2 separate regions of the Homo sapiens genome follow, and region 2 is linked to region 1. Evidence: chromatin loops called from intact Hi-C (ENCODE). Cell type or tissue: heart left ventricle. All regions are shown on one strand.

The links. A loop is a pair of places that touch in the nucleus more often than their neighbours do. Peaks named below come from ENCODE experiments on the same cell type or tissue, not always from the same donor. Only the 100,000 strongest peaks of a DNase experiment are listed, where the experiment ranks them.
Region 2: a loop joins it to region 1, with 2.5 times the contacts of the local background. A loop is called at or near these places in 3 of 110 quality-filtered maps.

The regions. Positions count from the first base shown.
Region 1 is chr1:46,081,083-46,083,582 of GRCh38, forward strand. The region is part of intron 1 of P3R3URF-PIK3R3 (P3R3URF-PIK3R3 readthrough); the gene reads right to left. All of the region lies in intron 1 of PIK3R3 (phosphoinositide-3-kinase regulatory subunit 3), which reads right to left. Among named protein-coding and RNA genes, the nearest start is that of PIK3R3, 50 kb to the right of the region's middle. In heart left ventricle, no CTCF peak of the experiment used is centred here; no DNase peak of the experiment used is centred here; H3K27ac peaks cover 344 bases.
Region 2 is chr1:46,165,956-46,168,455 of GRCh38, forward strand. All of the region lies in intron 1 of P3R3URF-PIK3R3 (P3R3URF-PIK3R3 readthrough), which reads right to left. It also overlaps a transcript of PIK3R3 not described here. Among named protein-coding and RNA genes, the nearest start is that of TSPAN1, 7.9 kb to the right of the region's middle. RefSeq lists an enhancer at 1,058-1,127. In heart left ventricle, no CTCF peak of the experiment used is centred here; DNase peaks (open chromatin) are centred at 675 and 1,206; H3K4me3 peaks cover 1,241 bases; H3K27ac peaks cover 2,486 bases.

The DNA of each region.
Region 1 (2,500 bases):
ATAGTTAATAACATTGTATTATATACTGGTAATCTGCCAAGTGAGTAAATTTTAGGTATTCTTACTACCAAAAAAAAGGGTAACTATGAAATGATGGTTATGTTATTAATAATTTGCTCAACTGTAATAGAATGAACCCCCTTGTCTTGGACTAGAATTAGAGCTACAGATATCAACTCATGAATTTCAATGTATATAAACATAAATATGTAAATGTCTATACACAGAATACATATATTCCCTAGCTCTGTCCCGAGACAGAGATTCCCTAACCCCCGGGCTGCGGACTGGCACTGGTCCACGGCCTGTTAGGAAAAGCGCCACACAGCAGGAAGTGAGCAGTGGGCAAGTGAACATTACTGCCTGAGCTTCGGCATTAGATTCTCATAGAAGCACAAACCCTACTGTGAACTGCACATGTGAGGGATCGAGGTTGTGTGATCCTTATGAAAATCTAACTAATGCCTGATGATCTGAGGTGGTATAGTTTCATCCTGAAACCAATACCCCCAGCCTAACCCCACCCCAGCAATGAAACTGGTCCCTGGTGCCAGAAAGGTTGGGGACTGCTGCCCTGAGAGGTCCTGGGGGCAACAACACCCCAATATGTACACTGAGCACCTAGACCTTGCTTTCTAATACCATTCTCTACTAAAAGGAACCAGGGCTCTTTGAAGAAATTGCTGATTCCAGGGACAGAATAGAGCAAGTACCAAATGAGCCTGAACATCATCATGTGCCAAAAAGGAAGGAAGTGCTCAAAGAATGGGAGAGGCTATGTTAAAAGAACAAAACAGCGAACTGGAAGGGGCTCTCACTGACCAAATCTGGAACAGCTGGCATATCAATACAAATAATAATAGTAAAGAAATATAACTCATTAAACAAAATAGGAATATATGTGTTCATGCAGATATAAATAAATAAATAAATAAATAAAAGAAACAAAGATCGATGAGGACCAAGATTACTGTTATCTCAATATACTGTCCCACAAAATCCTAACTGCAAAAGGAAAAACAATAATAGTGAAAAAGCCTGGCAAATACCACCTTAATCAAGAATCAAGGTTAATATTAGAAATAATGGCAAAACTGTGGGCCCCAATACAATACACTAAAAAGGATGTAACATCACTTCTGTGACATTCCTGCCAAATATGTATAAACTGAATCTAATCATAAAGAAACATCAGACAAACCATGATTGAGGGGTATTCTACAAAATAACTTACCTGTAATCTTCAACAATGTACAGGTCATGAGGGTCAAGGAAAGACTGAGGAAATGTTTCAGATTGAAGAAGACTAAAGAATCCTGACAATTAAATGCAATGTGTAATTCTGGACTGGATATTTTTTGCTATTAAGGACAACACTGCGACAATGGGCAAAACTTGAATGGGATCTGAGTATGACATAGTAGTAGTACAGCAGTGTTAGTTTTCTGATTTTGATGGTTATATTGTGCTTCTGTAGGAAAATGTTCTTGTTTGTGGGAAATACACACAACATGGTCATCATATGGCATCACGTTGACAATCTACTTTCAAATGATTCAAAAAAATTATGTTCTTTGAACTGTACTTGTAACTTTTTTGAGATTGTTTCTTTTTTCTTAATTTAACCAAAAAATTGTAAGCAATCTTGGGGGGAAGGAGAACAATGTGAATATTTCCCCCCAAAGAGAAGTCCCTTAGTTGGCCGGGTACGGTGGCTCACACCTGTAATCCCAGCACTTTGAGAGGTGGAGGCGGACAGATCAGCTGAGGTCAGGAGTTCGAGGTCAGGAGTTTGAGACCAGCCTGGCCAACATGATTAAACCCCATCTCTACTAAAAATACAAATATTAGCTGGGCGTGGTGGTGCACACCTGTAATCCCAGCTACTCGGGAGGCTGAAGCAGGAGAATTGCTAGAACCCGGGAGGCAGAGGTTGCAGTGAGCCGAGATTGCACCACTGCACTCCAGCCTGGAGACAGAGTGAGATTTTGTCTCAAAAATAAACAAATAAAGAAATAAAGTCCCTTAGTCAACTGATTTTCAACATGGATGTCAAAATAATTCAATGAGGGAAAGAATATTCTTTTTAACAAATTGTTCTGGAACAAGCAGATATCCACATGCAAAAAGAATGAAGTTGGATCCCTGCCTCACACCAAAATTAACTAAAAATTGATCAAAGACCTAAATATCAAGACCTAAAACTATAAAATTCTTACAAGAAAAAATAGGCTTAAATCTTTGTGACTTTAGATTAGGTAATGGTTTCTTAAATATGACACTGAAAATAACAAACAAGAAAAAAATAGATTAACTGCATCAAAATTAAAAACTTCTGTACTTCAAAGGACATCACCAAGAAAGTGAAGAGACAACCTATAGCATGGGAGAACGTTTTTGTAAGTAGAAATGATAAAATATATTTTTGTAAATATTTGTAAATGTATCTATAAATATATTTTTGTACTTGTATCTAAATACATAAAAGAATCCTTTCAAT
Region 2 (2,500 bases), 85 kb after region 1:
GTAGAGACGGGGTTTCACCTGTGTTAGCCAGGATGGTCTCGATCTCCTGACCTCGTGATTCGCCCGCCTCGGCCTCCCAAAGTGCTGGGATTACAGGCGTGAGCCACCGTGCCCGGCCTGTCCTTTTATTATGAAGGTACCAAGAAAAAATAAGAAGCACTCTTTTTTTGGTCAATTTGGTGAACACACTTCATCTGGTATGCATAGGCACTCAATAATACCATCTGTCTATTCCTATGCTTATAGGCTTTTTTCTTTTCTTTTCTTTTCTTTTCTTTTTTTTTCTGAGACAGAGTCTCGCTCTGTCGCCCAGGCTGGAGTGCAGTGACATGATCTTGGCTCAGTGCAACCTCAGCCTCCCAGGTTCAAGCGACTCTTGTGCTTCAGCCCCCGAGTAGTTGGGATTACAGGTGTGCGCCTCCATGCCTGGCTAATTTTTGTATTTTTAGTAGAGACGGGGTTTCACCATGTTGGCCGGGCTGTTCTCCAACTCCTGGCCTCAAGTGATCTGCCCGCCTCTGCCTCCCAAAGTGCTGGGAGGCGTGAGCCACCACACCTGGCCAGGTCATACAAGCTTTTTACACCACAAACTGCAGTTCTCTTTTCTGAAGCTGGAGCCTCTGGAAGTACACAGCACACCCCTAGTTCGGCATGCCCTTCCCCCACCCCTCCTTCCGGTCCCCAGAAGCTTCAGGCTGTCAGGCCCTTGAGTAGTAACTGCTAGTGAGCCCACTTCGCTTCCTTGCGAGGGTACCTCGAGGATGAGAACAGTAATCGGTCGAATTCGCTAGTCGTGTCCAAACTGCGTTTAGACAGGGACAAGCAAGACAATGGAGCCGCTTTCCGGATAGGGGACGTGGATTCTACATCCTCCACCCCACGCCCCCAACCTTAAACATGCTTGCCAGCCTCAAACCTTCAAATTTTCTTTACCAAAACCCAGGCTCAGACCTCGAGACCAGGGTCCAGCCTGTTTAAGGAGCTCCCCAGACCCCGCACTTCTAGCTGCGTTCAACCAGGCTCAGGAGGTCCTTCAAGATCTTGGCTTCCTTTTCCTGACTCCGCGCCCGGCGCGGTTAATTATAGCCCCACCCCGCGACTACCTGCTTCGCTCCCACCCGCGCGCCCAGGACCCTAGCTGCGGGACTCTAGCGGGGAAGGCACCCCCAATTCTGGGCCCTGGCGACCTTGGGTCAGGGCCAGGAAAGGCACTTCCAGCCAAGCGCTGGCGCCGGGTGCGCCTCGCTTTACGGAAAGAACGCCCCGCGAATAAATCCGGAGCGGATTTGCATCACAGCAGCCGCGAGAAGGCTAGCTGCTGCCAAAGCTCCGAAGCTCTGGATGTCCCCATCCCTTCCTGGTCCAGAGACGAGGGTGTGGGGGGATGGGAAATGGGGCAGTGGGGAGGAAGCTACTGCAAGGAGGGGGTGTGCACCCTGGCCTTGAAACCTGGGTGGAGGCGCAGCTAGCTAGGTGAGGAGCAGCCTCCTCCTCTAGGCCAGATCTCGAGGTGGGCCTGGGTTCTCGTGGAGGGAGATAAGGGTAAAGGCTTTGTGTGTATGTGTGTCTTGGATTAAAGGAAACTGCCAGCCTGGAGGTGGTGAGTATAACAGCCCCCACCTCTACTGTTAAGAATCTCCCAGCTGTAGTCTCACCAGGTTCCCCCTACCTGCTCCTTCTGGGGTCCTCATATCCCTGAGGCCTGCACCTTGGTGACTACTGTGTGCTCACAGAGCACAGGCATCCTGACCTCAAGTCCTGGCCCTGGCTATACTGCTGCCCTTCAGTCATCTCACACGGCCAATCAGTGCCCGCTCTGGGCTTCCACTCACGCTGTTTCTCAATCAAGAAAGTTCTTTCCCCTTTGCATTAGCTAAAATTTTGCCCATTCTTTAAGCCCAATTTAAAAACTACCTGTGGCCGGGTGCAGTGACTCATGCCTGTAATCCCAGCACTTTGGGAGGCTGAGGACAGCAGATCACTTGAAATCAGGAGTTTGAGACCAGCCTGGCCAACATGGTGAAACCCTGTCTCTACTAAAAATACCAAAATTAGCTGTGTGTGGTGGCGCATGCTTGTAACCTCAGCTACTTGGGAGGCTGACGCATGCACTTGAATCTGGGAGGCGGAAGTTGCAGTGAGCCTAGATCACACCACTGCACTCCAACCAGGGCGACAGAGCGAGACTCCATCTCAAAAAAATAAATTAATTAAATTAAATTAAATTTAAAAAAAAATACCTATGCTATCTTCTGTGGAGCCTCTAGGAGGTCTGTGTCCCTACTTCTCTAAGCTCTTAGTATACTAAGTCCAAGCCTCTCTTTTAGCCCTGACATTTTTCTTGGTGTGTCTGCTAGTCTGTTTTCTCCATTAGGGTGCAAGCTCTCAAGAACAAGGACCACGACTGATTCAGTTCTGTGTCCTTGGTGCCAAGGGGAGTGTTGGGGACAGCAGTGGTTCTGTGTGACCCTTGGAAGGGCCTGTTCCCTCTCTGGACCTC